2 separate regions of the Homo sapiens genome follow, and region 1 is linked to region 2. A link is an interaction called in ENCODE POLR2A ChIA-PET data of the cell type or tissue named here. Cell type or tissue: A673. All regions are shown on one strand.

Evidence for each region. ChIA-PET counts read pairs that join two places held together with the same protein. Peaks named below come from ENCODE experiments on the same cell type or tissue, not always from the same donor. Only the 100,000 strongest peaks of a DNase experiment are listed, where the experiment ranks them.
Region 1: POLR2A ChIA-PET joins it to region 2 with 6 read pairs; 2 of 35 experiments call an interaction of 5 or more read pairs at or near these places.

Annotation. Positions count from the first base shown.
Region 1 is chr10:21,343,985-21,348,984 of GRCh38, forward strand. The region is part of intron 4 of LINC02643 (long intergenic non-protein coding RNA 2643); the gene reads right to left. Among named protein-coding and RNA genes, the nearest start is that of LINC02643, 26 kb to the right of the region's middle. In A673, no CTCF peak of the experiment used is centred here; no DNase peak of the experiment used is centred here.
Region 2 is chr10:21,578,288-21,583,287 of GRCh38, forward strand. All of the region lies in intron 3 of MLLT10 (MLLT10 histone lysine methyltransferase DOT1L cofactor), which reads left to right. It also overlaps the pseudogene LOC100422524. Among named protein-coding and RNA genes, the nearest start is that of MLLT10, 47 kb to the left of the region's middle. In A673, no CTCF peak of the experiment used is centred here; no DNase peak of the experiment used is centred here; H3K27ac peaks cover 831 bases.

The DNA of each region.
Region 1 (5,000 bases), 230 kb before region 2:
AGGGAGGGAAGGAGGGAGGGGGAGAGAAAGAAAGAAAGAAAAAAGAGAGAGAATGAGAAAGAAAGAGAGAGAAAGAAAGGTGGGAGGGAGGGAGAGAGAGAGAGGGAGAAAGGAAGAAAGAAAAGAATGAAAGAAAGAAAGAGAAAGAAAGAGAGAGAGAAAGAAAAGAAAAGAGAAAAGAAAAGAAAAAGTTAGCCAGGCATAGTGATAAGCATAGTTCTAGCTACCCAGGAGGATTGCTTGAGCCCCAGGAGTTCAAGGCTGCAGTGAGCTGTTATCACGCCACTGCACTCCAGCCTGGGCAACATAGCAAGACCTTGTCTTTAAAAAAAGAAGGAAGAAAGAAGTGCTTTTCTTTACATTCTAAATACTAAAATTATTTTTCAATCTCTCAAACCTAAAAGGCTACCCTGAGCTTCTTATACTTTGCTATGGTGTCAAATCCCAGCAGCTTATGTGGCGACCAACCGTTTGGTAACTGAGAGCTTCCATGTTCACTTAGGGCAGGAGACTCTGACACTGAGGCTTTGAAAGGAACGAGAGAGGGAGTCCTGCATCAGATTGCACTCAGGAATCCTGGTTGGTAAGGAAAACAGTGCAATGGCCAGGCAGGTAGCTATGAGGACAAGAGGACAGCCTCAATAAATTGGATGGCAATCCATGAGCTGAGATTTCGGGGTCTCTTGATGCAAGCTGAAAGGTCCCCTGTTACCTATTCAGACATTGTACGATCAGCCTATGCAATGCAGTTTTCCACATCTGAATGTTCTTCTTGTCCTATTTTGCTGTTATCACACCACCAAGAATAAAGAAACGGCCAGAAACCTACCTGGTACTCACAATTATTCGAAGTAGGAAGGAAGAAGGCAAACAGAATAAGCTTAATGGAATGTGGCACTTCTAATTGGATCGTATTGTGTTTTTGTGCCCGCCTTTACCATGTAAGTCTAGACACTGTGATATATACGCAGAGAGGAAAAGAGCAACATCGATCTCAACAGCCAATGAATTCATGCCTTTCTCCCCACTCCCTGTCACTAAAGCTTTTGCATTCCTAAATTTATCGAACTTCCTCCAGCCTAAAGAAAAGTTTTTCTGGCCGGGCGCAGTGGCTCATGCCTGTAATCCCAGCACTTTGGGAGGCCGAGGCGGGCGGACCACCTGAGGTCGGGAGTTAGGGACCAGCCTGACCAACATGGAGAAACCCCGTCTCTACTAAAAACACAAAATTAGCCAGGCATGGTGGCGCATGCCTGTAATCCCAGCTACTCAGGAGGCTGAGGCAGGCGAATTGCTTGAGCCTGGGAAGCGGAGGTTGCAGTGAGCCAAGATCGTGCTATTGTACTCCAGCCTGGGCAAGAAGAGCGAAACTCTGTCTCAAAAAAAAGAAAAGAAGTTTTTGTAACCATTCTTAGAGAGCGCTTTCTACCTAAGAACCTTAATACTTACCACACAGAGCACATCATTTCATTCTCATGTCATTCTAAAAGCAGAGCAAGTTATGATCAACCCTATTTGTCAGATAGAAAAATGATGGCATGCATTGGGGCTGGAGGGGGAGGGGGCATGGAAATACCAGCCTATAGAGGACTTAAGTGACCTGCCCATACAACATGGTCAGAAACAGAAACAGAGCTCACAACCTGTTCTCTAGGCCAAACTAAAATGCTTGCTAAAAGATCTGACACACACACCAAAGTAAGTTAAAAGATACCACAACAAAGAAATCAGACAAATCCAGGGTGTATTCATTTGTTAGGACAAATGAACTGGTTTTACCAACAAATCAATAGAAGTAGGGAATGGGGGACCAGCACTGACATAGAAAAAAAAGACACTTAAGAGACCTAAAAATCAAACACAATCTAGGAAACTTGTTTGGATACTAATTTTTTAAAAAAGTGTAAAAATACATTTAAGCCAGGCACAGTGGCACATGCCAGTAGTCCCAGCTACTTGGGAGGCCTTGCAAGGCAGGAGGATTGCTTGGGCCCAGGTGTTCAAGGCTGCAGTGAGCTATGATTGCACCTGTGAGTAGCCACTGCACTCCAATCTGGGCAACACAGCGAGCTCCTGTCTCTAAAAAATAATAATATATTTTAGGTTTGGGAGGCCGAGGCAGGCAGATCACAGGGTCAGGAGATCGAGACCATCCTGGCCAACATGGTGAAACCCTCGTCTCTACTAAAAATACAAAAATTAGCTGGGCATGGTGGCACGTGTCTGTAATCCCAGCTACTCAGGAGGCTGAGGCAGGGAGAATTGCTAGAACCCAGGAGGCAGAGGTTGCAGTGAGCCAAGATCGTGCCACTGCACTCCAGCCTGGGCAGCAGAGTGAGACTCCATCTCAAAATAATAATAATAATATATTTTAGGAATAATCAGAAAAATGTTCCCACTGTGGAGGAGAACAAAGTTGTCTCCTGGGGGGAGTAAAATGAGGAATCACAAAGAGGAAAGAAAGAGGTAAGAGCAGTTTGCAGTCAGGAGAGTGATGTAACTGAAGTGGTAAAATGCAGTCTTGGCCAGGTGCGGTGGCTCACGTTTATAATCCCAGCACTTTGGGAGGCCGAGGTGGGTGGATCACCTGAGGTCAGGAGTTCAAGACCAGCCTGGCCAAAAAGGCAAAACCCCGTCTCTACTAAAAATACAAAAAATTATCTGGGCATGGTGGCACGTGCCTGTAATCCCAGCTACTTGGGAGGCTGAGGCAGGAGAATTGCCTGAACTGGGGAAGTGGAGGTTGCAGTGAGCAGAGATCACACCATTGCACTCCAACCTGAGTGACAGAGCAAGTCTCCGTCAAAACAAAACAAAACAAAACAAAACAAAAATATATGCATTCTTCGTCATGGTGGTGTGGCTCCCTCAGCCTAGCACGTCTACCTTGCCTCCCTTGCTCAGGCCCTTGTCCCAAGGGCAGCCTATTCAGACTTTACAGTGTGTATTAAATGTCCCTGGGTGGAGAAGGCATAGAGTCAGTAAAGAGCTGGGATTTTTTTTTTTTTAAAGGCTCAAGTGACCCTCCCACCTCAGACTCCTGAGTAGCTGGGACTAAATGTGTGCACCACCATGCCTGGCTGGTTTTTTTGTTTGTTTGATTTTGTTTTTTTTTTTAAGTTTTTGTAGAGATGGGGTCTCACTATGTTGCCCAAGCTGGTCTTGAAATCCCGGTCTCAAATGATCTTCCCACCTCAGCCTCTCAAAGTCTGGGGATTACAAGTCTGAGTCAGCACACCCAGTCAAGGTCTGGGTTTCGCGACAACCACAGAGACATCATCTCTATGGTGCTATAGGGAGGAGTCACTGGGGTGCATAGCCAGAGGCGGCTACTTTCATTCATCCTCAAAAATAATACTCTAGCTGCTAGTGAGAGGGGAATAAAGAGAGGGCAAAGCCTGGAAGTCAGAGGTTAGAGGCTGACAACGTTGCAGGCATTTTTCCTGGTCAAAAGAAAGGAGAAAAAAAGTAGGTTTACAGGTGGATACCAAAGCCAATATTGGATGAACAGTACCAAAGGAAGCAAGAGAAGGAGGGAGTGCCTACGCTACCTTAAGGTGCTGGACTTGCACGATTATGTGCTCCAGGCAATGGTATATACATGTAGTGCTTTAGCCTCTGTCTGGGTGAGGAAATGATAGCTGCTGTAACAAAGAGACCCAAAAATTCAATGGCTCAAACAAGATAAGTTTATGTCTTACTCATCTAACAGTCCAGTTTAAGAATTCCAGGTGGGTTTGTCCCCAGTCCAGGGTGGCAGATGGCAGTCCTTCCACACATGACTTCCAAGGATGTCCAAATTGTGGCCAAGCCAGACTTCGAGGATAGGGGCAAGAGGTGAGTTCAGGGCTAGAGACTTTCTCTTAATCAAGTAAATGGGAAGTTGCTCCCAACATTTCTGTTCATATTCCATCTGTGAGAGCTGGGTTGCATAGCCACAGTTTGCTGCAAAGTGGGACATGAGCCAGGGGAATGTAGCCCCTGGAAATGCAGCCAAAATCCGCAGTAGTGTTCTAATACTGAGGAAGAATGGGAGGATAGAGTGTGGTGGACAGATAACAGACTCCATCATCATTTTTCTTCACCTGGTCAATGGCTTTATGGATATGTTAGTCCATTTTGCATTGCTATAAAGGAATACCTGAGACTGGGTAATTTATAAAGAAAAGGAGGCTTATTATTTATTTATTTTTTATTTTTTTAGGACAGAGTCTCACTCTTCACCCAGGCTGGATTGCAGTAGCACGATCTCGGGTCACTGCAACCTCCACCTCCCAGGTACAAGCGATTCTCCTGCCTCGGCTTCCCAACTAGCTGAGATTACAGGTGCCCGCCACCACGCCCAGCTAATTTTTGTATTTTTAGTACAGATGGGGTTTCACCATGTTGTCCAGGCTGGTTTCAAACTCCCGACCTTCAGTGATCCGCCCACCTCGGCCTTCCAAAGTGCTGAGATTACAGGCGAGAGCCACCGCGCCCGGCCCAGAAAAGGGGTTTATTTGGCTGACAGTTCTGCAGGATGTACAAGCATGGCAGCAGCATCTGTTTGGCTTCTGGTAAGGGGTCAGGGAGCTTATAATCATGGAGGACCGTGACCTGGGAGCTGGCACGTCACATGGCAAGAGCAGAAGCAAGAGAGAGGAGGAGGAGATGCCAGACCCTAACAACCAGATCTGGCATGAAATCATTACTGTGGTGAGGGCACCAAGCCATTCATGAGGGATCCCCCCCCCAGGACCCAGACACCTCCTACGAGGTCCGACTTCCAACACTGGGGCTCACATTTCAACATGAGACGTGGAGGGGAGAAATATCCAAACTGTATCAATGGATAATATCTGACCCTTTTTTTGTTTGTTTGTTTGTTTTGGCTAAAGAAAGTGCCCAGTTTATTGCTAGACCAGACAAGTGTTTATTCCAAATTGTGATCAAGATAGAATAATTAAGTACTTTCCTTATATAATGAAAATTACCATTATCCTGTTAGTGCAATCAGTTTT
Region 2 (5,000 bases):
ATTTAGATCCTTTGTTCAATTTTTAACTGGGCTGTATAGCTTTTTATTTTTGAGTGGAAGAGCTCTGTATCCTGGATACAAACTACTTGTCAGACATGCGACTTGTAGACTTGTAAATATTTCTTCCATCCTTTTACTTTCCTGATGGTTTTGTTTGTAGCAAAAAAGTCTGTAGGTTTGGTAAATTCTAGTTATTTTTTCTTTTATTGCCTCTGCTTTTAGTGTTATGTCTAAAAACTGTTGTTTAACCGAGTCCTAAAGACTTACCTCCTATGTTTTTTTCTAAAGTTGTATAGTTTTAGCTCTTACATTTAGATCTGCGATTCACTTTTGAATTAATTTTTAAGTATAGTATCAGGAAGGGTTTCAACTTAATTCTTTTGCACATTCCTCTAGCAATTTAAGTATATTTCTTTACTCTTTTCAGTCTGTTTTTATAGTATTACCACTTATGGGTAATATTGTACAAGTCGTAAAGTATACAAAGCTTGTAAGTTGTTCTTTTATATCACCTCTGTTTGTTGTCAGTTATGCTATTGTCATGTGTGTTGGAACTATGTATATTATAAGCCCCAGAAAACAACAATATAATTTTGGCTTTCAATAATCATGTAATGTTAAGAACTTAAGAGTTGAAAGTCTTCTAAGTTTACCCAGATATTTACCATTTGTGGTAGTCTTCTGAAGATTGGCATTTTCTAGCATCATTTGTCTTAATTCTGAAGAATTTCTTTAGCCTTTCTTGCAGGGCATATCTTTTGGTGATAAATTGTGTTTTCTTTCTTTTATCTGAAAGTACCTATTTCATCTTTATTTTTGAAGGGCATTGTGGTTGGATTTAGAATTCTGTGTTGACGGTGCTTTATCTCTTAGCAATTTAAGTATTTTAGTTTACTTTCTTTTGGCTTCCATATTTTATGATGAGAAATCTGCCATTTATCCAGTCACTGTTCCCTCTGCCCTCTGTGTAATGTGACATTTTCTTTTGGTGCTTCAAGATTTTTCCCTCTGTGTTTGCTGTTTAGCAAGGCATTTGACTATTTGAGGTTTGCTGAGATTCTTGAATCTGTGAATGTGTCTTTTTTCAAATTGAAGAAATTTTCAGCCATCGTTTCTTCAAAATTTTCTTTCCTGCCTCATATTCTTTCTCTCTTCTTCTTTTTAAGGCCTTTGGTTATGCATGTGAGACCTTTTGGTACTGTCCTGTAGGTCCCTGAAGCCCTGGTTTTTTTTTTTGTTTGTTTGTTTTACCTCTATTTCCTCTTTCAGATTAGATTCTTTTTTTTTTTTTTGAGGTGGAGTTTCGCTCTTGTTGCCCAAACTGGAGTGCAGTGGTGCGATCTCGGCTCAACACAACCTCCGCCTCTTGGGTTCAAGTGATTCTCCTGCCTCAGCCTCCTGAGTAGCTGGGACTACAGGTGTGTGCCACCACACCTGGCTAATTTTGTATTTTTTAGTAGAGACGGGGTTTCTCCATGTTGGTCAGGCTGGTCTCGAACTCCTGAGCTCAGGTGACCCACCCACCTCGGCCTCCCAAAGTGCTGGGATTACAGGTGTGAGCCACCATGCCTGGCCTCAGATTAGATTCTATCTATTGATGTAGCTTCAAGTTCACTGACTCTTTTGTCATCTCAGATTTGTTGTTATGAAGCTTGCCTAGTGAAATTTTTACTTCACATGTTGTATTTTTAGTATTTAAAAAATTCTTTGTTTTTTTGTTTTGTTTTTTCTTTGTTTTTTTTTTTTAATTTGAGATCAAGTCTTGCTCTTTTGCCCAGGCTGGAGTGCAGTATTGCTATTATATTACTGCAGCCTCAAACTCCCAGGCACAAGTGATCCTCCTGCCTCAGCCTTCTGAGTATTTGGGACTGCAGACTGGTGCTGCCACGCTCGGCTTATAGTTTCTTTTTTATTGTTGTTGCTGAGACATCCTGTTTTATTTATTATAGGTTTATCTTCAGTGGGCAGATTTAATTAGCATTTAGTGACATTTTTCCGTAAAACTTGACAATATAACGGAAATGGTATAATTTGGAATAGAGAAAAGAAATCACTCATAATCTTACCATCCTTATCACAGTCCTATTAATATATTTTGTGTATTTTTTTTTTTTTTTTCGAGATGGAGTCTTGCTCTGTCACCCAGGCTGGAGTGCAGTGGCATGATCTTGGCTCACTGCAACCTCTGTCTCCTGGATTCACGCCATTCTCCTGCCTCAGCTTCCTGAGTAGTGGGGACTACAGGCGCCCGCCACCACGCCTGGCTAACTTTTTTTGTATTTTTAGTAGAGACGGGGTTTCACTGTGTTAGCCAGGATGGTCTCGATCTCCTGACCTCGTGATCTGCCTGCCTCGGCCTCCCAAGGTGCTGGGATTACAGGCGTGAGCCTCCACACCCGTCCTATTTTGTGTATTTTCTTTTCTTTTTTTTTGAGACAGAGTCTTGCACTGTCGCCTGGGCTGGAATGCAATGGCGCGATCTTGACTCACTGAAACCTCTGCCTCCTGGGTTCATGGAATTCTCCTGCCCCAGCCTCCCGAGTAGTTGGGATTACAGGTGCACACCACCACGCCCAGCTCATTTTTTTTTTTTTTTTTTTTTTTTTAGTAGAGACGGAGTTTCACTATGTTGGCTAGGCTGGTCTCGAACTCCTGACCTCATGATCTGCCTGCATTGGCTTCCCAAAGTGTTAGAATTACAGGCGTGAGACACTGTGTCCAGCCTATTTTGTGTATTTTCTTTTAATGTTCAGTGAATTTTTTTTTTTTTTTTTTTGAGACGGAGTCTTGCTCTGTAGCCCAGGCTAGAGTGCAGTGGCACGATCTCGGCTCACTGCAAGCTCTGCTTCCCGGGTTCACACCATCCTCCTGCCTCAGCCTCCCTAGTAGCTGGGACTACAGGCGCCCACTATCACACCTGGCTTATTTTTTTTGTACTTTTAGTAGAGACGGGGTTTCACCGTGTTAGCCAGGATGGTCTCGATCTCCTGACCTCGTGATTGCCTGCCTCGGCCTCCCAAAGTGCTGAGATTACAGGCGTGAGCCACTGCGCCCAGCCATATTTGTGTTTTTAAACATAGAAAAGGTACAGCTAAAATAATGGTATGAAAGATTTTAAAAAATGCACTTGTATAGGGCTTTACCATGAATGAAGCTTACAGGACTAGAAGTTGCTCTGGGTGAGTCAGTGAGTAAGTGGTGAGTGAATGTGAAAGCCTGGGACATTTTTGTACACTACTGATAGGGTTTGGCTGTGTATCCCCACTGAAATCTCATCTCGAATTGTAATCCCTATGTGTTGAAGGAGGGAGGTGACTGGATAATGGGGGCAGTTTCCCCCATCCTGTTCTCATGATAGCGAGTGAATTCTCTTGCGGTCTGATGGTTTTGAAAGTGGCAGTTTTTTCCTATGTACACATTCTCTTTCTCTTGCTTGCTGCTATGTAAGATGTGCTTGCTTCCCCTCCTGTGATGATTGAAAGTTTCCTGAGGCCTCCTCAGCCATGTGGAACTGTGAGTCAATTAAGCCTCTTTTCTTTATAAATTGCCCAGTCTCAGGTAGTTCTTTATAGCAGTGAGAGAATGGACTGCTACAACTACTATAGACTTTATAAACATTGTACACTTAATGTACACTAAATTTATTTTAAAAATTGCTCTGTCATGTTACTATGGCTATTACATCATTACGTCACTAGGCAATAGGAATTTTTTAGTTCCATTTAATCTCATGGGACCACCACTGTATATGTGGTTGTTGTTATGCAGACTGCATTTTGAGAGAGACCACATTCATATAGCTTTTCTTATAGTACATTGTTATTTTTTTTTTTTAATTTTTAAAAATTTTTTGAGGTGGAGTCTCTTTCTCTGTTGCCCAGGCTGGAGTGCAGTGGAACGATCTTGGCTCACTGCAGTCTCCTAGGTTCAATCGATTTTTGTGCCTTAGCCTCCTGCTTAGCTGGGACTGCAGGCACGTGCCACCACATGCAGCTAATTTTTTTGTGTTTTTAGTAGAGATAGGGTTTCACCATGTTGGCCAGGCTGGTCTCGAACTCCTGACCTCAGGTGATCTGCCCGCCTCAGCCTCCCAAAATCCTGGGATTATAGGTGTGAGCCACTACACCCAGCCTGTTCTATTTTATTGTTGTTGTTAATCTGTTACTGTGCCTAATTTATAAATTAAACTTTTTATAGGTATGTATGTATAGCAAAAAACAGAATCAAGTGCTCAGTACCATTTGTTGTTTCAGACATCCACTGGGGTTCTTAGAATGTTTCTCCCATGGATAACTGGGGGACTACTGCATTTAGGAGGTGACTGAAGTGGTCCTGATGAAAGGTGATGCTTGCTTTAAGTAGGGTAATAGTGGAGATGGAGAGAGAGAGGCAGATCTCACCAGTATTTAGGAAGAGGAAGGGCACAATACAGTTATGGATTAAAAGTGAGATTAGGGAGTGAGGCATGAAGTGGTCAAAGATGACGTATACTAGGTGTCTTGCGTGAGCAATGTGTCATTGAAAATATCATTACCAGTATATGAAAAGAGCAGGAAGAGCAGATTTTGTCATAAATTGTGGAGCGTTTCAAGTGTCTATGTAGGCTGGGTGAGGTGGCTCACTGTAATCCTAGCACTTTAGGAGGCTGAGGTGAGTGGATCACTTGAGGCCAGGAGTTTGAGACCAACCTGGGCAACATGACGAAACCCTATTTCTACTAAAAATAGAAAAAGTTAGCTGGACGTGGTGGCACACACCTGTAATTGCAGCTCCTTGGGAGGCTGAGGCAGGAGAATTGCTTGAACTCTGGAGCTGGAGGTTGCAGTGAGCCGAGATTGAGCCACTGCACTCCAGCCTGGGCAACAGAGTGAGACTCCATCTCAAAATAAAATAAAATAAAGTGTTTATGTAGCATATAGAGTTTTATACCTGAACCTGAGGACAGATACAAATAGATAAAATTTGGGAGTCACTGTTACATTTTTATAATTTAGTTGGTA